Linked DNA regions of Homo sapiens: all the other regions are linked to region 1. The links are chromatin loops, found by intact Hi-C in ENCODE. Cell type or tissue: GM12878. All regions are shown on one strand.

Region 1 (8,000 bases):
ACGTTTCAGGTTTTGGCAGGTGAATACACATCGAGTGGACCGAGGATGTGCCGGAAACATGCTGGCCCTGGAGCGAGAAGGGCTCAGAAGACAGGGCCCTGTGTGTGGGTGGGTGGAGGTTTAAAACTGGACACAAGTCTGTATCATAGAACTGCCCCTGTGGGTGTGTTGTATTTGTGCGTGTTTGTGTGTACCTGTGTGTGTGTGTGTGTGTGTGTGTGTGTGTGTATGAGCATGGGTGTGGGGGACATTTTGCCCATTAGAGGGGATCCCTGGACTGATGGAAAGTAAGAGGAATAATGTCCTTTGATGAAAGGTCCGTCTCCTTGTGTGACCCATGTCCTTGGTGCACAGATGCTCACCGAATCTCCACTCTTGGATGGAGATGCGTGCTGGGGAGGCTTCTGCTTGCTGCTGTGTGGACTCTGGTAGATGCTGTCCCTCCAAAGGGCAATCTCTGATGGAAGGTGGAGGAGCAGGAGAAGGTCAGTGTGAAGCCTGGAGCTTCCAAAAGGGTAGGCAGAGAGGATAGCCTGTCATGCTGATTACTTCCAAGTAATGTAGCAGATCTGTAATTATAATATGAGGTCATCTTAATTTGAATGATGTAAAATAATGTCTAATTAGACACCATCTCATCTTTTAGAGACTTGCCATAGTTCAAATGGAAAACCTTTCAACTTCTTGGTGGTGAGCTTTGAAAATCTCATCCTCTCTCAAGTCTCTCTCTCCCCTTGCCAGCCCTGTAGTCACTGGCCTCCAGCGGCTTGCAGCCTGTGTACTGGCACTCCTTGGCTCGTCTGCCAGGCAGAGGGAGAGGCAGGGCTGGAGGTGGCCTCTGGAGGAGCCAGCAGGGATTTGGAGGCGGCCAGACTCCCCCCTTCTCTCAGGGAAACTCCTTTTCCTGGGAAAAAGTGTTATAGAGGATGGAAGACTCACATTAGGAACCAAGACACCTGGGCTTCAACCCGGGACAGCCTCCAAACCACAGACCCTCCTGTGAACACCCCGCCTCTCTGACCCTCGGACTCTTCATCTGTGACTTGGAACACAGGTGGTGCTAGTCTGCGAGAGGAGGTGAAGGAGGAAGGCTGGAATGGAGCAATGTTTCTTAACATTTTTGGAAGCCTCATTGCTCTTCAAGTTGGGCTGAAGGGTTTCGCTGCCAAAATCAAGTCATGACATTTCCCCCTGGCTTGTAGGAACAAGGACATCAAAAGCTACCAATGGCAAATGTCTCCATGTTCTCCACTTGCCATCTCGGGGGCCTGCAGCACACTCGGACCTTGCCAGGCTTCTCTGAGCACCCTGGGAGTCAGTCCACCCTGCTTGCCCCTTGTCACCTCCTGCCCAGATTGTACCGTTGGACTTTTCCACAAGTGGCCTCTGGCTGAGAGGATCTCAGCATCTCTGCTGGCCCTGCTCTTTCAGTCTGGCCTCTCCCCAAGTGTGACTGAGCCCCTCCCTGCGTCCCCAGGCAGCCATCTTCAACAGCTTTACTGAGGAGGATTACATCCCCTCCTGGAGCCTGCCTGCTGTGCCAACCTTTTAGAGGGTGCTGGTGGGGGTGTTTCCTCACTGCCTTGGGGGTGGGGAGCAGGGCCTGCTCTTCTGTTCCCTCCCCACCTTGTCTTCACTCCTGTCCCCTGTCTTGCCTTTTACATGTGAAGCAGAGCACCTAAAACCTCACACTGAGAAATCTGCATTTAGGGCAGTTCACCTTTTAGTGCTTCCCCCATATAACGGGAAATACTCAAATACTCCGGCCCACATCTGCATGAATTAAAAGGCTCATCTAAGAGAAAGTCTTTCCAGAGGACAGAGTTCTCTCTCAGAATGCAAAAAGTGGGTACATTTACCAAAAACAGGCTAATTGGTGATGCAAGTTGGCTAGGTCTCCCTCTGGAATAGAACGTTCTCCATTTTAAGTTTCTCTTTCATAAGTGTGTCAATTAAAAATTTAAAATCGTGTTAAAACACACGTAACATAAAAATGACCATCTTAACCATTTGTAAGTGTGCTGTTCAGAGGCATTAAGTTTCTCTTCTATAATTTTTAATACCTTGGGACTTGTTACCACCTGACGGACTGCTTTATTCTATGAGATCCTATTTTAAGTTGAATGTCTGTGCTTCTGGGTGTCCCACAGAGAGCACTGCTGCTCCTGGTGTGGGCGGTGGTGGTGGTGGTGGGGGGGTCATCTTGGAGACACTTCTGGAGCCCTTTGCAGCTGCCTCTTTGGGTTCTTCCCTGGTTTGATGTCGGCACAACATCCTCCACTTATTAGCCCTGTGACTTCAGACAAGTGTGTCAGTTTCCTTATCTGTAATATACAAACATTGAGCCTCTCCTGGGGGAGAGGAGACAAGGACCAGATAGATAATTATGTCCCGAGAGTAGCCAGCGTGCCCTGGCCCCAGGAAATGGCTTCTTGCTGTGACTGCCTGGGGTGGTCACAGCAGCTGCCTTAGCCAAGCAGGAAGTGGAGCGCAGGCCAGATCCTGTTAGAGCAGGTTGAAAACATGGAAGTGAGTCCAGCAAGGGAAACTGTGAAAACTAGCCAGGCCTGAAGCTGATCGCTGACCTCCTCCGTGGTAAAATCGATACGGACTATCCACTTCCCCTTTGTGCCTTGGCTTCGTAGGAAAGTCCCTGCAGGTGTGAGCTGAGAAGCACAAAGAAGGCTGGGAGATAGCAGCCCTGGAAAAATAATTCCACCTGTAAACACCTGTGTTAACAAGTGCTGTATTTGTGCAGCTATTTTCTTTTTCAAATACTGTTGACACACACCTATTCTCTTACCCTGCTCAGGTGTGTGTTGCATGGCATCTGGAGACCTGCTGGCCAGGGGCCAGCCTGCCTGTCTGAAATGCTTCCCTTCTCTGCCCAGCAACGTGGGGCGTGGGAGGCCACGGCTCTCTGCGGCTTGGCTGTAGCTTTAGCGCTGTTGGGCTGACGGCCTGGAGTTCAGCCAAGTCCCAATGAGCATGAGGTCTGAGACCTCAGTGAGACAGGAAGGACCAGCCTGGGGCCCCTTAGGGGACAGTGACCCCAGCTGGATGAAAGAGGACACCTGCTCTTTTCCTGGCTGGTTAGGGTCACTTTGCATTTTAACACCCAAGGGAAATTTGAACCCTTCCACCACCTGATCCCGCCAGCAGCGGCTGACCCAGGACAGGGGAGTGAGAGATGTCCAGGTTCCAACAAGGAGCCCTTCAGAGGTAATGCGGGGAGGGGCGGCAGTCCGTTCCATGCAGCTCTCCTGCAGCCTGAAGAGTTCCAGCATCCTTTCCCAGCTCCATCTTACTCCATGGAAGCCCTGTGCAATTAACTCCTGTCCTACCCTGGCCACTGGTTTCAACCCTAATGCACGGTAGAATCACCAGGGGATCTTGTCAAGGTCCTGATGCTCAGGCCGCAGGCCTAGGGATGCTTGTTCACTTCATCCCAGGCAGGGCCTTTGAAAAGTTTTGAAAATCTCCCCAACCAGTCTCATGGGTGGTCAGTTGGGAACGACTCCCCTAGCAAGATAGTGGGACATCTCATCTCGGTGTATTTATAAACTAGCAACCTTTGGTTTCGAACGGCTGTGCATTTACAGAAGCATTGCAAAGATAACGCAGAGGATTCCTGGACACACCTCACTGGTTTCCCCATTGTGACAGCTTGCATCTCCCTAGCACGTTCCTCACCACTAAGGAACTAACATTGGTTGGTTCTTTCAGCTAAGCGCCACGGTTTATGTGGATTGCACTAGTTTTTCCCTAAGGCCTTTTTCTGTCCCAAGATTCCCCTCTAGGATCCCACATTGCATTTGGTTGTCACATCTTGGTGGCCTCCTCTGGTCTATGACAGTTTCTCAGACTTTCCTTGTTTTGGATGACCTTGACAGCTGTCGTGAGGATTGGCCAGGTATTTTTGTAGAATGCCCTTCAGTTTGGGCTATCTGATATTTTTCTTATGGTTAGACCGCGGTTACGGGTTCTCGGGAGAAGCCCACAGAGGTGAAGTGCCATTTTTATCGTATGCAATCAAGGGTGCGTGCCTATCAACAGGACTGATCGCAGCCAATGACCTTGAGCTTCTGGCTGAGCTGTGTTTGTTGGGTTTCTCCCAGCAAAGTTCTCTCCTCCCCCACTCCTTTCTCAGACCTGCCCTTGGGAAGCAAGTCACCAAACACAGCCCACACCTGAGGGCAGGGAAAGTCATGCTCCACCTCTTCGAGAGGTGGGTAACTACATAAATTATTTGGAATTCTTCTTTAAGGGTGGATTGTCTCTTCTTCCTGTTATTTGTTCAATCATTTATTTATATCGATGTTGGCTCATAGGTACTTATTGTATTCTCTGGGTTATAATCCAATAGTAGTTTGTTGCTCATACTCTTCCAACTTTGGCCATTGGGAGCTTTTTCGGGATCTGGGTGCCCCCCCTCCTTTTTTTTTTTTTTTTTGAGACAGAGTCTTACTCTTGTGGCCCAGGTTGGAGTATAATGGTGAGATCATAGCTCACTGCAGCCTCCTCGAATTCCCAGGCTCAAGTGGTCCTCCCACCTCAGCATCCCTAGTAGGTGGGACTATAGGCATGTGCTACCATGCTTGCCTGATTTTTTTGATTTTATGTAGAGGAGAAGTCTCACTATGTTGCCCAGGCTGGTCTTGAACTCCTGAGCTCAAGTGATTTTCCTGCCTCAGCCTCCCAAAGTGCTGGGATTCCACGGGGCGTGAGCCTCATGCTTGGCCCCATTGTCCCTTTGATGTGCTCCCATCCATTGTTTTGTGAGCACTTCCTTGCTTAAGGAGATGGCTGAACACCTGCAAGATTCTGTTTTAGACACTATTTTCGCATTTTCATTGCTTAATAATAACCCTCCCTTTGGTGAATGCATACACTCTCTTCCTCTCTTACCCACAGTTTTCATTCTTGTCCTAGGAGTGGTGTCATGGGGATGTAAGCCTCCTTAGTAAAGCTGGGGCAGATGGAGTCCTGGATGGAGGGTTGTCTGGCTGGTTTGTACCCAAGCTCTGCTCCTCACCAGCTGTGTGATCTGGAGCTAGTTCCTTGACCTCTATCAACCTCCAATTTCTGATCAATGAAAAGGGAGCGATGCTACATATCTCAAAGGAGAGTTGGGAGCATAGGAGGAGGTGCTCAATGAAGGTGGCTTTAGTGTTTGTGTCCCTGGCCCTGTCACAAAGCAACTGGGTGACTTTTTTGACCTCTTTGGACCTCAGTTTTCTTATCTGTAAAATCAGAGGACTGGACCAGGTGGTCTCAGAGGACGCTGCCTTCTGGATGTTCCCTAAGACCTGGGTGTAGCTGGCTGGTGGGGATGAGTGAAGAGGAGTGAGCTGGAGGGGGAACTGCAGGCTGTGGCCTGGATGCAAGCAGCCTTGCGAATCTGCCAGCCAGAGAAGATGGCTTTTTGCCCTAGAAGACAGGATTTTACCCTGAAAATGTCACCTGCACATCTGTGCTGACAGCATTCCCCTGCGTGTTTCAGCTCTTAGCATGCCCTGGCTGGCTGGGCACAGGCTGGTGAGCATAAACCAGTCAGATCTGATGGAATGTTCCATGCATCTGCTTTCGCTGGTACATAAATCTGCATGCCTGTTTTGCGTGTTCTTAGATATCTGACCTCCATCTTGGTGTGTCCCTCTACCCAGCAATGGCATTTGTCAGCTTCTGGTGGCAAATGGGATTTTGGTTGGGCTGTGAGGTTGGGTTTCTGGTGTGAATTTCTGGGGTGGGTTGCAGGTGCTGAAACCAGGGCCAGAGCCTGGTTATAGGTGGGGTGTGGCTGCTTGTTCTGTTTCCTGTGGGAGCTTGCCTGGCAGTCGGCCTGATGTGGGCCTGTTCATCTGAACAGGAAGGGGCAGGTTCTGGAAAGGGGTGGATGGTGCAGGGCTGGGGAGCAGACCCAGGTGCTGGGGTGAGGTTGGGTGACAGCAGTGGGCTGCAGGGAGAGCCAGATGAGAGCAAGCCTTAGTTTCAGTCCCCGAGGAAGAAGCTCAAGGCCACTTACCCAAACTGAGATGTAGGTTAGGGGAACCCAAGGCTCTGGCCAAGGTAGTAGATGTCCTAGTGTTCAGGATGGGCAGCAGAGTGAGTAGAGAAAAAGGGGAATCAAGATGTGAGCCCTTGGCAATGGTGGGCCCAGGAGACCCAAGGAGGGTTCAGTGTGCCCAGTCCGTGGAGTGAGCAGGGGACAAAGACAGGGGCCAGGGGCGAGGTCTCTGGCCTGCCTCTTCCACAAATTACTGTACAGAGAGAAACAAGTGCACTAAGTTGTAGATACAGAGATGCTTCTTGTGGCCTTCGTTTTAGTAGGATAAAATTGGAAGCAACCAATAAAAATGTGCATTGGTAGGATGTCAGCTTTATTTATAATGTGTTCTGTGCAGCAGAAAACTGAAGCAGCTGAGAATGAGCTAGGCCTACGTGAATGGGTATGGGAAACATTGCAAAGGTGCATGCTGAGTGAAGAAAGCAAAGTGCAGGGCACTGTCCAGTCTGCACCCATTTGAAGAAAATTAAATTCACTAATGATGCTTCTATATTGTATCAATTAGGATGGGTTCTTCTATAAGTAACTGAAAACCTGACCAGCACTGGTTAAAACATTGAGCTTTATTTTTCTCATGGAACACCATGTATGGAGGTTAGCAGCCGGGGGTATGTGTTCATCCACTGAACAATGTCTTTAGAGATCTGGGTTCTTTCTCTTCTGCTGTGCCTTCATAAAATGTGTTGGCTTTTTATCCCGACACTCTTTACCCCATGGTCCCAAGATGGCTGCTGCAGCTCCAAATATCACACCCAAGCATGAGAAAAGAGGAAGGGGCTGGCCAATGCCAGGCACATTGTTTTTTCTTTTTAAATCTGGAAAGTAAGAGCTTCCTGGATGCCACCTGGCCCCTTGTCTCCCTGCCACAGGCTAACTCACCTGTGCATCTCATTGCCAGGATAGGGTCACGTACCCATCTCCTGCTGCAAGGAAGGCTGAAAAAGCAAAGATCTGGCTTTCTAAACATAATAGCAAGGAGGGAGAGTCTGAAAAATCTGTTAAATTAGCAGCTGTTGGTCCTGTGCATGTAATGGCCCCTCCTGTGCATGTGATGACTTGTTGGGAAGGGAACCTATAGGACTCTTGAAAGTGATTACCTCTGGGGCGTAGGGTATTGGATCTGACAACAGAACGTGGCTTCCTGTTTAATTATATATCTTTTTGTGCTCCGGCTTTTTTTTTTTAATCATGTATATATGACTTTCAATGAAAAAATTTATTTAAAAGTCTACTAAAGCATAATGAAATGAAAGCTGTGAAATATGCCAGACTGAGAGTTGATTCAGGAGACAGTGTCTAGGGCAAGCCCTGAGCTTCCTGTTTGCAGAGAGCAAGGCCACCTGTGGGGCTCCCCTGGCCCAGTCCATGGGCACATGGGCTGCAAGCCTGGGCAGTCTGGGCTGATGATGGGGTGGGGGAGGGAGACCCCGTCTCTGCTCCCTGGGTTTGCCCTAGAGTCTGGGCTAGGGCTGAGGGTAGGGGTGGGGCTTGCAGGGGCCCAGGGCCAGCCAGTCATAGGGAGAGGAGGATGTGGGGGAGGGAGCTGGGAAAAGCCTAGTTCCCCCATTTTGCAAGCACGTTCTTAGTGTTTGTGATTTTCTTGCTGCCTCATCTTTCAGAGGTTGACACTAACTCCTCAGGAAAATCCCTGCCTCTTCTACTATCGAGACTGATGTATGTTTCTGATTCTGCTAACCAACTGGACACGTGTTTTTGATGATACAACATGAAGCAGAAATGGGAAGATGATCTGAAATTACTTCTTAAATCAGATGACTGGGATGAATTCGGAAGAGAGCCAAGGAACATGGGATTTTGCTTTTCCTAAGAGTGATCTCACTTATGGTGGTTGAGGGGGTGATCTGTACCCCTGCACATGTGGATGGAGTCTAAAGAGGAGCAGAGGACAATTGTCCCAGCTAATACCACCCCA
Region 2 (8,000 bases), 240 kb before region 1:
TTAGAATAATAATGATTTTGACTTATAGATAGTATAAAGTGCAAATGATGGTCTGTGCATATCAAATTGGGCTCTAAAGACAAAAGGATATAATTGGTCAAAACCTGTATTCAGGCACCAGGTTTCTGCTGGAGTTCGCAGTGTCCTCAGCCTGGCTCCGGCTCCTTCTCCCTCTTACTGTTTACTTTTCATGTGCTCTTCTCTTTGGCCCATCCCACCTCCTTCTTCTGGTCTCATCTTAAATATTACTGCCTTAGGAAGCCTTTTGTTACCAAGCCCCCCCATCCTTCGAGGCTTTATTAGATGAGTCCTTTATGTACTAGTGTGTTCTTTCATAACACTGGCCATAGTTACCTTCTTATACATATTTGCATTGCTATTTCTTTAATATTTGTCTCCTGAATGAGACTATACACTTCATGAACTGTAACTTTCTTAAACATTGCTGAATTTTTTTGCTTCTAGACAAGTGATCAGTATTTAGGCAGTAGTGGGTATTTCTGAAAGAATAAAGAAATCTGATGATAACTTTTGGATTGAGGAAGGCATGAATTGGGGAGGTGGTAGATGAGAAGCCTCACTTTATCTTGAAGAGAATACCGTCCATCCAGATACTTCATTCTTTAGGCTTAAATATGGGTAAAATGTTTCTTTTGTTATATACCAGTATATCCCTGGGCCGGACACATAGTAGCTTCTCAGTACACATTGACTGAATGATGACTGTATATTTCACCTAACACTTGGCGGCTTCTGCCTTATGTCAGGTGATGCTAAAATCACAGCAATGTTTTTGAAGGCATTCCCTGTAACTCTGAGTTCAGCTGCATTTCTAAGGTTTCTTACATTCATAATCCATTTATGAATGCCATGGTCTGGTGGAGTTGCTCTGTGTTTTTTAAAATTTTTATTTCAATAGCTTTTGGAGTACAAGTGGTTTTTTGTTGCATGGATGAATTATTTAGTGGTGTATTCTGAGATTTAGTGCACCCATTATCCAAGTAGTGTGGATTGTACCCAATATGTAGTTTTTTTTCCCTAGCCTTCCTCCCATCCTGTCCCTTCTGAGTCTCTAAAGTCTATTATTTTATTCTGTATGCCTTTGCTTACTCATAACTTGGCTCCCACTTATAAGTAAGAACATATGGTTGTTGGTTTTCCACTCTTGTTTTACTTCACTTAGAATAATGGCCTCAAGCTCCATCCAAGTTGCTGCAAAATATGTTATTTTGTTCCTTTTAATGGCTGAGTAGTATTCCATGGTGTATATAAACCACATTTTCTTTATCCACTCATTAGTCAGTGGGTACTTAGGTTGGTTCCACATCTTTGCAATTGTGAATTGTGCTGCTATAAACATATATGTGCAAGTGTCTTTTTCATATAATGACTCTTTTCCCTTTGGGTAGATACCTAGTGATGGGCTTGCTGGATCAAATGGTGGATCTGCATTTAGCTCTTTGAGGAAATCTCCATACTGTTTTCCATAGAGGTTGTACTAATTTACATTCTGGTGGAGTTGCTTTGGATTGACTACTTCTAGACAGGTTCCTCTCACTTCAGAGTCTTCTTAGAGACTCAGTTTCTTCTTAGAGACTTGTTGTCAGAATTGTTTTTAAAAGGCCATGTACTTAGATGACTCCAGTTCTGTTGTGCTAAACATTTTAATTGTGTTCATTTATTAAACAAATATTTATAGAATTTATTATATGCAGGGCACAGTCTAATAAAAGTAGTAGCTAATATATTATGTGAGCCCTCATTCTGTCCCATGCATTGGATTAAGCACTTTACCTAGCTTATCACATTTAATGCAGGTTGCATATCCCTAATCTGAAAATCTGAAATCTGAAATGCCCCCAAATCTGAAACTGAGTGCCGACGTGATGTTCAAAGGAAATGCTCACTGGAGCATTTGGGATTTTGGATTTTTGGATTAGGGATGCTCAGCTGGTACTGCCGAAACTCCCAAATCTGAAACACTTCTAGTCCCAAGCATTTCAGATAAGGAATACTCAACCTGTACTTCTAACCCTAAGAGGCAGAGAGCAGGAGTTACCTAAGACCTCACAGCTGTAACTGCGCTTCCCCAAGTCTGTTTCTTGGGGCCAGGAGCCTGTCCTCTGTAGCTGCCAGCTAGGCAGTGGGTCTGAGATACCAGAAATATAGAACTAAATATTTTAATTTCCAGATAGATTTTAACTTTTCATTGATATATCTATGAGTATTTAGAATAACTTATTAGGGTATCAATGGGAATGTTATAGCAGATAGAAATTTTTCTGCAGTGTTGAATTTATCTTTTCTGTTGAAAAACGCGAACAACTTAGCAACATATAAAATCTCAAATAAATGCTTTATTTAGTTCTAATTGTGTCTAGTAACTGTGCTAGGTTTTGTGTGGAAAGCTTTAAAAAATCACTTCTGATATTTAGCACTTAAACATCTGGTACATCTGTTTGTTTAAGCCTTTATACCATTTCTATGTCTACTATATGGCTATAATTTTTTTTAGGTAACTTTTTCAATAGGTTTTCTTTTCTTTTCTTCTTTTTTGTTTTTCTTTGAGATGGGGTCTCGCTCTGTCGCCCAGCCTGGAGTGCAGTGGCGCGATCTCGGCTCACTGCAAGCTCCGCCTCCTGGGTTCACGCCATTCTCCTGCCTCAGCCTCCTGAGTAACTGGGACTACAGGCGCCCACCACCATGCCCGGCTAATTTTTTTTGTATTTTTAATAGAGACGGGGTTTCACTGTGTTAGCCAGGATGGTCTCGATCTCCTGACCTCGTGATCTACCCGCCTCAGCCTCCCAAAGTGCTGGGATTACAGGCATGAGCCACCGTGCCCAGCCAATAGGTTTTCTTTTACTTTTGATTTTGAATGTATTTTCTCAGACTTTACTCTCATAATGCCATTTTCAGTGTTTAATGCAAACGTAGAATGAAGAAAAAATATTAAGTGTTCCAAAGTCATGTGTTTCTAACGTCAACATGAAAAACTCAGGTATATTAACCCAGATCTTCATTATCCAAAACCCTTATTGTACGAGTTATCTTAAAAGATTTAACATTGAAAAAGTATATAGAACATTCCAAAGTTCTACAGTGTTTGGAATTGTTGGAAACTAATACCAAAGACAATTTCTTGAAATATATGTTTTAATATGTAAGAAATACATGTTTAATATGTAAAAAAAATTATTACTTGTGCAGGTTTACAGTTTATTTTATAATATAGTAAGAGCATTATGTATAGTTATATTTTTCAAACAAGTCTGATTATTAAAGAATTCAATTTACCAAAAAAATTACATATGCCTTGACAGATCAAGTAGCCAACTTTTTCCAGAAGTTGATTTTTCCAGTAAAGGTTTGTGATTTCAGAATTTCAAATCAAAATATTTAAAGACTTTTTAAAATACAAGAATAAACAAAAGTGATTTGTAACAAAAATGCTAGCTAATTCAAATGCTAAGAAAATGTCTAGCTGCTGGTGTAAAACCATGCTGCAGAAGTGGCTCCTGTTAGCAATATTCAAAAAGTCCACAAGATGGGAGCATTTCACTACAAACATTATTAGCATGTTTGGCCAAAAATAAGATGTAATACATTTTGCTTTCCCCTTCCATAGAAAAACAAGTCAGAATTTAATGAAAGGTTGAATTTCCTTTTTTGTTGTTGTTAAAAAAAAAAATGGCTTCAGGACATTTTTCAGCACTGAGAATCACGATCCTAGGCAAATGAATGGGTATCTATTCATATGACATAGTTTTTAAGTGTTGTACTACTTTTGTCTCCTCAAATTAGTTTAAATTAACTTTTGGGAAAATAGTGGCTATGAAAAAAGAGGAGCATAAAGAAATCGATCTGCTTACAAATTTGCATTTAGATATAAAAATATTAAATCCTAAACATTGTAGAACTTCAGTTCTATACTTTTTAAACATTAAATCTTTTAAGAGAACTTGCATAATAAAGATTTTGCCTTAATCTGAAACATATTCATAGATCTACTTTGAGTTCAGAGCCTCCTTTCTCTATGCCTGTCATTCAGTTTTATTATCAAACATTTGCGTTCTATATATGATTAATGTAATACACTTTTAGATTTCTTAAAGACGACAATTGCATGGACAATTCATCACTTGGTAGCAACTTATGATATTGCTAGTGATGCCTAAAACAGCTATGAAAATTTGATCTCATGTACTTTTGTCGGAACATTTTAAAATATCAAGTATAAACTCTTGATGCCAAAAAGCAGGCTTTGCTTTTTAATGATAGACACTATTTTCACATGGAGTCAGTTATGAATTATTTTGCCTCTCTTACCACTTTACTAAAGTCTTCTCTCATTACCCTAGCTGAAAGTATTGCTTTGTCACCTGAATTACTAATATCTGATTACTTGCATGGTTGTAACTGGGTAAATATCATGCAGTAATACACTATTTTTTAGACTTGTACTCCCAGTGGAAGCCTGTCTCCAGATCTTATGCAAAAGTCCAATAAATGAAGCAGAATTAATACAAGTTTATTGATTCAAATTATAACATTTCCTAACAAATTCAGTTAGTGAGAAAAATGAGCTATTCTGAAGAATATTAAAATTGGAGAATTGTGGACAACTGTTACAATCCTAAATTGGTTTAAACATTTATTTATTTCTCTAATTAGTTTTGGGACTGTAACATTAAGAAAGTCCTAAATCATGAGTAGACAGAAATGTTACCGGTGTTTAAACTTTCTTTGTGATGACAGGATGTTTTCATTTAATCTGATCTAGAAACTTGAAAGATTGATTGGGAATATTGTTTTATAGGTGAATCACCAATAGTATCTTGGAGTTGTTCACATTTCTTATAATTATTTGAAGTGTTCTCTGCTTCTCTGACTAGGTGAAAGTCATGTCATGCAATTTTTAAATCATTTTTACAGTCTTTGCTCAGGCTTCTAGGCTGTTGTGTAGTGTACTGGTTTGCATAATTTTGTAAACAAAAAAGTGCTGATCTGGATTCTGAAAAAATGATGAAGGAAATTAAATATGTGCATGAAGATGGAGGAGAAGCTTTATTTCAGTCTGCAAAAAACTGAAACTAAAAGAAAAACCCAGGATGACTTATGAGCACAGCTTATTTGTTGATCTTCTTCAATTTGTTAAAATGTAATATGTAACAGCATTCTTTTCTATTATAGTTTTAAGGAGTTAAAAACGTGTAAGTCATTACCTGAGGGATTTTGAGCCATGTCTGTGGCTCCTGTTTGAACTGGTGCAGTGAGCAGTCAGCAGCTTTTGAAGCAGTCAGGAGCAGGTACCCGCTCTGCTGCTATGTCTGTGGTGGTGTTGCATCCATTGCTTACCTCTCTGAGCCTCAGTTTCCTCATGTTAAAAATGGAAATAATAAATACCTTATGGGATGCAGAGAGAGAAGTTAGATAAACTAGGTAAAGCACCTGCCTCAGAGAATGGCAGACAGTAGGTATTCAGCCACTTCGTTCTTCTTAAAATTCCCTCTCAATTCTTCATAACTTTTAAATATAGTTTCCCTGTTAGAGTTTATATAAGAAGAGGGATACAGAGCCCCTAAATGTACCTTCCTCAGAACATTCGACGTCGTAGACATGAATGAAGACAGTGCCTTACCAGTATTGTACTTGAACCTAGGCAGATACCCCTTTTGAGTTTTTATCTTTTACCCTCCCTGGTTGTTGATTGTTTTTTCATCCATCTAGTTGCCAGAATTGCAGCCTTAAAGCCAAAGAGAGTTTTTGTATATGATGACATTCTACTGAGTTTAAGGGTTTTTTTAATCCTTTAAATTACATGCGTACAAGTTTCCTTCCTTCATATAAAAACATAATCTTGGGCCCTGATGTTCTGGCCAAATAGGTCATCTTGGAGATATACACCCTCGGTGGGAAATAGTTTTTGTTTAATGTCGAGTAAACTCTTCTAGTAAGTGAAATAATAACTTTGTTTAGCTCTGCCAATGGTTTCCAGGGCAGCTTATACAAGTGCTTTTATGGTTTGCACTATTTAACCCTAATCACACCGTCCTTAAACACATAAGTCAAACACATTAGATACTTGCAAATGTCTTCTTTTAAACCAGAAATAGACAAACACACTTGAAGAAGGCATGCCATGATGATCTATTTGGCCTGCAGAATATATAAGCACTTCGTTGTTTCCTAGTGTAGTTACTCAATAAGATGCCTAAAATGCAAACTTACTTTTGTAGACCTTGAAAAGTGAGTGTCAGTGAGAACACCTGGCACTGTTCGCATTGTTGTCTTGAGAATATTCTGTGACCACCACACGAGCATAGATGCCTCTTTTCTCTTCTGGCAAGTTCTTTTCTCTGTTGAGAGTTGTTGTGTACTTAATGCAGTCTTCTGCATGTGGACAGCTTCAGCTCTTAGTACTTTTATTACTTTGGCTGTGGCAGACAAAGTGTCTACTTTCTGACCCCCTAAGCTAATGTTCTTTCCAACATGGTAGGAAAGGTGACTCATGGAATAGTTATGAAAATACTTTTACAAGAATATTAGGAATGATTAAAACTTATGGGATGCAGCAAAGGCAGTACTCAGAGGGAAATTTATGGCTGTAAATGCGTACATTAAAAAAAGAGAAAGATATTAAATTAACACCCTAACCTAACACCTCGAGGAGCTAGAAAAAGAAGAGCAAATTAAACTCCAAGCTAGCAGAAGGAAGGAAATAATAAAGGTTAGAGTGGAGAGACATAAAACAGAGAACAGAATAACAATAGAAAAAAAGCAATGAAACCAGAAGTATTTTCCTTGAAAATACCAGCAAATTGACAGATCCAGTGTGGAAGTCCAGGCTCAGAGGCAGATCCAAAGGCCAAGGTGAGCAGAGGTGCCTCGAGTTGGAGTTGCTGCTGAGACCAGGATCTGTTCCTGAGGATTGGTGAGGGTGAACAGGGCTTAATCATGGTAGATTTTTCTCAAGTATTTTTTCCAGTGTGTTTGGAACCTGGGAAGTGAGGATTTTAATTTGGGGATTACATAGACAGGAAAAACCACAATTTTATGCAGATTACAGGTTGGAAAAGTCATTACTAACATTCCTATCATCAGATTTAATGTTGAGACGGCAACTTATAAAAGCCATACAGGGCTGGGCGCAGTGGCTCACGCCTGTAATCCCAGTACTTTAGCAGGCCGATGCAGGCAGATCACCTGAGGTCAGGAGTTCGAGACCAGCCTGGCCAGCATGGTGAAACCTCGTCTCTACTAAAAATACAAAAATTAGCCAGGCGTGGTGGCTGGTGCCTGCACTCCCAGCTACTCAGGAGGCTGAGGCAGGAGAATTGCTTGATCCCAGGAGGCAGGGGTTGCAGTGAGCCGAGATTGCACCACTGCACTCCAGCCTGGGCAACAAGAGTGAAACTCCATCTTAAAAACAAAACCAACAAAGAAAACATACAGAATTCCAAGTCCAGGATTTAGGAGGACAGAGCCATACTGAAGATGTTATTATTCAAACACAGATGCTGTGGAGCAGACAGTTGTGACCGAGACCGAATTGGCATTTCCAAGTCAGTGTTAGTTGCCATGTTGATGGAGAGCTGAGAAAAGCCATTTTAATGGCATTTGCAAATAAGCAGGACATGGAACAGGCCATGACTCCCTCAGAGATGCACATTCACTTGGGTTATCTGCCTCGAAGGACTGAAAATGGCAAATATTCAAAACTTCAGCAACCAGAGGTACTGGCCTTCATGAGACAACGGAATGGGTAGTTGAAACATTAAAGAGCAAACAACAGTACAGTCACTTCTGCTCCTCTGAAATGAAGACGGCCTCACATATCCCTTTGGAAACAATCAAGTGTGCTTCTCATGACTAAAGGTTAAAGCTGTAAGACTGTTGGCATTTACTGAACTGACTGTGACATTAGTAATAAATATAAAAAATAGATATTTAGTTGAAAGGGTAATTCATCTTGATTGAGCCAATTGTGTTCTATGTTG
Region 3 (8,000 bases), 81 kb before region 1:
TCAGGCTGGGCCTTGAAGGGGGAGGAGAGGCGTCTCCTTTTTCAGCCGACTTGCCTCTCCAGCTGCATACCACACTTGTCCTATCAGCATGGCATTCTGCATGTGGTTTTTGTCACGAGGAGAGGCAGTCAGGAATTTGCACTTTGATCTTCCCCCCAGAGGTGGATATCTTCCCAGGACAAAGGGCAGGGAAACAAATTCCAAACGCATGTGACCTTGGAACACCTGTTTAAGGCTCTTGCTTAAATGGTGACAATTGGAGGTGAATGTGGCAAAATCATTAAAATTAATATAGGACATCAACCTCAACAACAAGTGAGAAGGGGGTGCCCACCGATCCTGAAATGTTGGCACTGCCCAAAGAGCTGGTGATACTCAGCACAAGGCTGGGGGCCAAGAATGTCCCCCCAAATCATTCTCAAGGGGTCTATAACCTGCAAGTGGTAAGCGTGGAGAAGGCAGCGAGTAGAGTAGAGTACAGTAGAGTAGAGTAGAGTAGAGTAGGGTAGTAGAGTAGAGCGGACACCAGCTTTGGAAGCAGATGCATCCAGTTTTAAATCTTGTTCTGAGACTGACTGACTGACTGTTAGGGATTGAATTGTGCCCCCGCCCTCAGCTTTCTATGTTGACATCCTAACTCCAAATGTGGTGATATTTGGAGACGGGTTTCTGGGAGGTAATTGGAGTCAAATGAAATCATAGGGGAGAGGTCCTAATCCAGTGGGATTGGTGGCCTTATAAAAAGAGGGAGAGAGGGATTTGGCTGTTTCTCTCTGCCACGTGAGGACACAGTAAGAAAGTGGCATCTGTGAGTAAGGAAGAGAGCCCTCACCAGACACTGAATTTGCTGGCACTGGAACTGAGAGGAAATGAAGTTGTGATGTTCAAGGCATCCAGGCTGTGATATTTCGTGATGGCAGCCCAGGTTGACTAAGACAGTGACTTAAATTATTCAACCTCAAATGCTTCTCAACAACCTCATGATGTAAAATGAAGATTATAACACGGACCTCAAAGTGATGATAAAATTCAGTGAAACAATATCTGTAAGAGGATCGGCTCCTTGTAGACACACCAGCATTCTGTTTTCATCTGTGAGCTTCAACCACCAAAGCCACATTGTATTCATTGTAGTTCCCCAGGGCCTCACACAGACGAAGTTCTCAGTGAGTGGTGGTTGGATGAAGAAATAATAAATGATGGATGGGTAAGTGTGCACAGCCTCTGCTCTGAGTGCCACTCTCATTTGACCCACCGCCCTGGCCATACTGCTCACTCAGGGGGTTTTTCCTGCAACTTCCAACCTGAGTCATTTGATCACTCCACCGCTATCCACTCTCAGACCAGGACAGAGGGCCAGTGTTGGTGGAAGATGCCTTTGGAGTGATGTGATTAATTTCAGTCAATCATGATACTGGCTTTGGGGTTTTTTTTTTTTAAAATTACTTTTGAAATAGGGCCCTAGGATGGAAGAGCTTCCATCCTGGCAGCCCTGGAGCTCCTGGCAGCAATTCCCGCTCATGTGCCCTGAGTACTCAGGGCCCCACCGCTAGCCATCAAAGAATCGAGATGAAGGCTGGGTCCTTCTGGCTTTAATATCTGGGTGTTTCCCCCACATTGAGCTGTCGCCCCTCCCCCCCCCATATCTCTCTGCTACAACTCTCAGTTCAATCCTGAGGCCGCAAGCCCCTAGACCCTCAGCCACGAGGTATCATCATCTGCCTGCTGTTTGCGAACTCCTCAACCAGGACTTAGAAGTGCTGAATACTTTAAATGGTAAATCATCTTGATTGCTATAAAAAATGGGTTTGGCCAAGATGTGGGGCCTTCTCTGTAGCCAGCTGTGTCCTCAGTTTCCCTCCAGAATTACACGACGTCATAGTTTCAACAAGCATTTCACAGTGGAATGAGTGGTTTGTGGCCGGCAGAGTCAGAGGAGTTGAATTTATGATGGCATTTTTTTTTCTTTACAGGAAATAAAGGAAAAGAATGTCTTGCTAAATCAACAAAGCTGCTGTATCATTGTTCATTTGGCCAGGCAATTCCTCATGGGACCAGTAATAAGCTTCAGCTCGGCCAAACCCATTTTTGATAGCAATCAAGATGATTTACCATTTAAAGTATTCAGCACTTCTAAGACCTGGTTGAGGAGTTCACGAACAGCAGGCAGAGCTGGGCAGAAGAGATCAAGACAGACGGGACCTCAGCGATCATGGGTTCCAGCCTTTTCCTTTCACAGGTGAGGACACTGAGGATGCCTGGGAGAAGGAACTTGCTGGAGGTCCCTGCGAGGGTGTCTGAGGTGAGGCTCATCCCCGTGCTCTGTTCATCATTGCCGCCCGAGTCCCTTCTCAAAGCCCTTTGCGGGTGATTCCTATGCAAGGTGCAATTGCCGGTGGGGCTTGAGCAGGTCCTTCCTTGGGAAACACGAGGAAGGGCTAAACAGGGAGAGAGAGGATCCCACGCTTGGCATCTGCAAGGTGGGAGGAGAAACGTGGAGAAAGCAATTGCCATGTGCCTTTGTCGCCGTGAGGCTCAAAAACCTGGACTCACCCGGCTAGGAATTTCTCTCTTAAAATAAAATGGATTTGCTTTGTGCTTTACGGGGATTCCCTTAAAGCGTTTCTCATCTTAATCCTGGGGAGGAAGTGGTACTCAGTATTTTGTTTGTGGGCAACAGAGAATTTAACTTTCTGGGCCTAAGTGACAGACTCAGAGACGAAGATGAAGGTTGGAATTTGGTGTCTTTTAATCTCTACCCCCTGGTTTCATCTGTTCTCAGTGTCCCTGAAGCAATGGCCTAGACAGGGTTGATGTATTCATGAATCTGAGGGACTTTCACGTGAACTTGAGGCAGGCTTGGTCTGCATGCTGCTTTGTAGCATAAAGCTTGGACCTGTGTGCAAAGTGACAGTGCAACGAGTTTCAGCCCATCCCAAGAGAGAACACAGGCCTTTAGAGCTGCCTGTGGGGCGCTGACTGGTGTCATGCCCGGGTGGTCCAAGGTCTGCAGGACCCTCTACCAAGGGCACTTCTTGGACAGGGCTCCTGACTGTCTCTCCCACCTCTGATCTTCCCCCTGTCATCTTGGTGTTAAGATGACTGGAGCAAGGGCTTCGCTCCTGGGACTCATTCTGGGTTAAACTGAAGGGAGAGTGAGTTAGAACCCAGCGCCTTAGGGAGAAGCAGATGTCGTCTACCTGCACAGACTCTGTTTCCCCTCATCTGAAGAAGCCTCAGTCCTCCACATGTTATCACCTTCTCTAGGGCCCAGGCCCAGTGGAAGCTTTTACGGGGAGGTTTCAGAGCACAGTTTCAACCAAGAGCAAACATGTAGTAGCTTCAGGGTTTCAGAAAGCTGATTTTCTGCCCACAGCACAGTTTCGGGCCTCCTGAGAATGCTTTTCTTGGACACAGTGATCTTTGGTACAAAGAAGGGCAGAGAGGAAATGGCGTGTGGATGAAGAACTGTGCCTGTTTTAGTGACTGGCGGGACATATAGGCGACTGTAGCTGCCACACTTTGTGCCTATGAATTACTCAAGCCGGGACTTTAGGTTTATGATAAATAATAATAATAATTCAGGTTTGACCGTTCCTATTTGGGTGTAAATAGAAATCTCTGATTAGGTAGTAGAGTATTTGAACCTATAGTTTGATTTGAATTCTTCAAGCAATGTGATTTTTCTCCCTAAATCAACACACTATCTGAAATCCCCCTATGAACATTGCCTTTTGTTATGAAATGCAAGGAGAAAGCACTCAGCTTGTTCTCTAAGTTCATCTTAATGTTTTTCTTGTGACTGTCTGTAGGAAATTCAAAAGTTCTAGGAGATAGAGTCCCTGTAAATCACTGTTTGGGTTTAAAATGACCTGTAAATAATGACTCATCACAATGTACTCGTAAGTATAGTTAGCATCACTTAACGACGGGGATCCGTTCTCAGAAATGCATCATTAGGTGATGCCATGGTGAGGCCGTCCCAGAGCAGTCACACACACCTTTGGCAGAGCCCGCTACACACCTGGGCTATGTGGTGTAGCCTATTGCTCCTTGTCTTCAAACCCGAACAGCATGTCACTTTGCTGAATACTTTAGGCAATTGTCACACAATGGTATGAATAAGTGTTTATATAAATATAGAAAAGGTCCAGTAAGAATATGGCATAAAAGATGAAAACCTAGTACACCCATCTAGGATGCTTACCGTGAATGGAGCTTGCAGGACTGGAAGTTGCTTTGGGTGAGTGAGTGAGTGAGTGGTGAGTGAGTGTGAAGGCTTAGATATTAGTGTACATTCCTGTAGACTTTGTAAACACTGTACACTTCAGCTATGTTAAATTTATAAAAAAAAATTTCTTGCTTCAATAATAAATTAACCTTAGCTTATTGTAACATTTTTACTTAATAAACTTTCTATTTTTTCAACTTTTTGACTTTTTTGTAATAACAGCTTAAAACACAGACACAATGTACAGCTCTACAAAAATATTTTATATCCTTATTCTATACGTTTTTTTTCTATTTAAAAATTTTTAAAAATTTGACTTTTTTGTTAAAAGCTAAAACACACACACATTATCCTAGGCCCACCCAGGGTCAGGATCATTAATATCACTGTCTTGCATCTCCACATCTTGTCCCACTGGAAGGTCTTCAGGGGCAGAAACACACATGGAGCTGTCATCTGGTATGATAGCAATGCCTTCCTCTGAAATATCTCCTGATGGACCTGCCTGGGGCTGTTTTATAGTTAACTTTTGCTTTTTAATAAGTAGAAGGAGGCAGGGTGCGGTGGCTCAGGCCTGTAATCCCAGCACTTTGGGAGGCCGAGGCGGGTGGATCACCTGAGGTCAGGAGTTTGAGACCAACTTGGCCAACCTGGTGAAACCCTTTCTCTAGTAAAAACACAAAAATTAGCTGGGCGTGGTGGCGGGTGCCTAAAATCCCAGCTGCTTGGGAGGCTGAGGCAGGAGAATCGCTTGAACCTGGGAGGCAGAGGTTGCAGGGAGCCGAGATTGCACCACTGCCCTCCAGTCTGGGTGACAGAGCGAGGCTCCGTCTCAAAAAAAAAAAAAAAAAGGTGGAAGCAGTATACTCTAAAATAACGATAAAACATATAGTAAGTACATAAATTAGTACAACATACTATATTATGATAATAGTCATTTATTATCATTATCAAGTATTATGTACTATTCACAATTCTATGTGCTAGATTTTTATACAACTGGTAGCGCAGTAGGTTTGTTTACATTAAACACGTGAGTAATGTGTTGGGTTAATGCCATGATGACAGCTATAGCATCACCACCAGGAGACAGGAACTTTTCAGCTTCATTATAATCTCATTGGATGGCCATGGTACATGTGGTCTGACATTGACTGAAGTACTGTTATGTGGTGCATTATTGTATATATTTGCCATAATTTAAAAATTGAGATATGATTCATATGTCATAAAATTCACCTCTTTAAAAAGTACAGCCCAGTGGTTTTTAGTATATTCACAAAGGTGTGCAGTCATCAGCACTATCTAATTCAAGGACATTTTTGCTGCCTCAAAAAGAAACCCGGAAACCCATTAGCATTCACTTCCCATTCCCTCTTCCCCCAGCCTCTGGCAACCACTGATCATCTACTTTCTGTCTTTACGGATTTGCCGTATTTCCTACAAATGAAAGAGTATAATGCACACCTTTAGTGTCTGGCTTCTTGCACTGAGCATAATGTTTCCATGATTTGTTTATGTTGTAGCATGCGTTAATTATTCTTTCTTTTTATTGGCAAATAATATTCCATGGTATAGATATGGATATATCATGTTTTATTTATTAACTCATCAGTTAGTGGACTTTTGGGTTGCTTCTCTTTTTTATTTTTATTAATTTTTAGACAGAGTCTCACTCTGGTCCCCAGGCTGGAGTGCATGGGCGCCATCTTGGCTCACTGCAACCTCTGCCTCCCAGGTTCAAGCGATTCTCCTGCCTCAGCCTCCCAAGCATCTTGGATTACAGGTGCCCACCACCAAGCCCGGCTAATTTTTGTGTTTTTAGTAGAGGTGGGGGGGTTCATCATGTTGGCCGGGCTGGTCTCAAACTCCTGACCTCAGGTGATCCACCACCTTGGCCTTCCAAAATGCTAGGATTACAGGCGTGAGCCACCACGCCCAGCCCTCCTTCCCTTTTTGACTGTTATAAATCATGCTGTCATAAACATTCTTGTACCAAATTTTGGGAGGACATATGTTTTCTTTTTTCTTTCTTTTTTTTTTTTAGTACAAACAATCCCACAGCATTTATTGCCATCTTGTAATAACATAAGGGTAATCAAAACAATATGAATAAATGTTCATATTGGACATCTAAAAACAAACTGTATCCTTCTCAACAATTTCTCACTTCATTGATCATTTCTAGTTGGAGACACTTTGCAGCAGAGGAATATTATCTCCTTTTAGCATGAGCCGACCCAGTTGTTTTCTTGACTTTGTTTTAGAATGAATCTCTTCGCATAATCTAATACAAGGTTCATATACTCATCAAAACCAATGATACAGCCTTCTATCCTCATATTCACTTGCTCATAGAGCTACACTTGAATCCGTGATCTATTTTGTAAGTATCTGAAGATGAGGTTGATGGGCTGCACCATAACCCTTTGCACTTTCTGGCCCTGGCCATGGTACACCATGGTGGAATTTCACAAGAGGAGGACATATGTTTTCAGTTCTCTTGGGTACATACCTAGCAGTGGAATTGCTGAGTCAAATGGTAACATTATGTTTAACTTTTTGAGGAACTGCTAAACTGGTTTGGTAAGTGGCTGCATCATTTTCCGTTCTCACTAGAAATGCAGGAGGGATCTAGTTTCTCCACATCTTCCTTAACTAAACTTGTCAGACAATTACAAGATAGACCATATCTTTCTTTCTTTAAGTGGTCCTAACGGGTGTGAAGGGGTATCTCCTTGTGGTTTTTGCTTTATATTCCTTTAATAACTAATGACGGTGGGCATTTATTCATGCACTTGTTGACTGTTTGTACAGCTTTGGAACCATGTCTATTCAAATCCTTTGCCCATTTTTGAATTGGATTTGTTGTCTTTTTATTGTTGAATTTTAAGAGTTCTTTATAGATTTGGGATATTAGGCCCTTATCAGAAATATGATTTGAAAAAATTTTCTTCCATGTCTTTTCTCTTTCCAGTTTATCTAATATTTTTTCTTTAGTTGTCACATGTCTGTTGTTTCCTAATCCAAGGTTATAAAGATTTACAACTATGTTTTCTTTCAAAAATTTTATAGTTTTAGCTCTTAACCCTTGGATATTTTTATTCTTAAATTATCAGGCTCAGCTCTGGAACACTTTTTCCATTTTGAATTAACATTTATTATATATAAAAGAAAAATATTAAGGAATTAAAATTAAAAATATATACCTTTTAAAAAACAGAAACTAATCTTTAAAATCGATTTTGTAATTTACTTCATTTAATATATCAGAAACATTTTCTGATGTCATTATTCTCCTACAACATAAGTTTGATTGGTAGCACAATATTCCATTGTTTGGGTATCTATTATTTTTTAAATCCCTTATTATTGGACATTTATGCTATTCCCATTTAGAAAATAGTAGCAGTACAGCAATGAGTGCATGATAATTTTCTCAGAATAAATTGTCAAAAATGTTTTTAAAGGAATAAACCCCATTTCCAGCATCCTAGTAAAGCATGTGTACAAGGGTTCCCTGAGAATTTTCTGGAATAAAGTGAAGGACAGTTAGATACAAAGGTAAATAAATGACTTTCATTTTGGGGGAGTGCCTTCTTGACCTTGTCCAATATTCAGATATTTTCTGTAAGTTATTTTCTTTGTTACTATACTTAGCATAATTACAATTTTAAATACTACATAATATTATATTGATTTGATGCAAGATAATTTACTTATGATGCCCAGATGTTAAATACTTAAGTTGCGTTTGACTTTATTTATT

The links. A loop is a pair of places that touch in the nucleus more often than their neighbours do. Peaks named below come from ENCODE experiments on the same cell type or tissue, not always from the same donor. Only the 100,000 strongest peaks of a DNase experiment are listed, where the experiment ranks them.
Region 2: a loop joins it to region 1, with 4 times the contacts of the local background. A loop is called at or near these places in 4 of 110 quality-filtered maps.
Region 3: a loop joins it to region 1, with 2.4 times the contacts of the local background. A loop is called at or near these places in 2 of 110 quality-filtered maps.

Annotation. Positions count from the first base shown.
Region 1 is chr2:8,520,683-8,528,682 of GRCh38, reverse strand. No RefSeq gene overlaps it. Among named protein-coding and RNA genes, the nearest start is that of LINC01814, 59 kb to the left of the region's middle. RefSeq lists enhancers at 2,200-2,269, 2,280-2,339, 3,220-3,329, 3,380-3,449, silencers at 2,289-2,478, 7,579-7,638 and a cis regulatory region at 1,932-3,653. In GM12878, a CTCF peak has its summit at 3,048 (motif pointing left); DNase peaks (open chromatin) are centred at 2,612, 2,932 and 7,634; H3K4me3 peaks cover 1,064 bases; H3K27ac peaks cover 4,353 bases.
Region 2 is chr2:8,757,305-8,765,304 of GRCh38, reverse strand. The region is part of intron 22 of KIDINS220 (kinase D interacting substrate 220); the gene reads left to right. It also overlaps the pseudogene LOC100216337. Among named protein-coding and RNA genes, the nearest start is that of KIDINS220, 76 kb to the left of the region's middle. In GM12878, a CTCF peak has its summit at 3,540 (motif pointing right); a DNase peak (open chromatin) is centred at 3,574.
Region 3 is chr2:8,601,775-8,609,774 of GRCh38, reverse strand. It overlaps LOC105373411 (a long non-coding RNA gene), which reads left to right. Exons shown (of 3, transcript XR_001739274.1): 2 at 1,974-2,302. It also overlaps the pseudogene SNRPEP5. Among named protein-coding and RNA genes, the nearest start is that of LINC01814, 22 kb to the right of the region's middle. In GM12878, no CTCF peak of the experiment used is centred here; DNase peaks (open chromatin) are centred at 1,114, 2,828, 3,374 and 6,754; H3K27ac peaks cover 1,088 bases.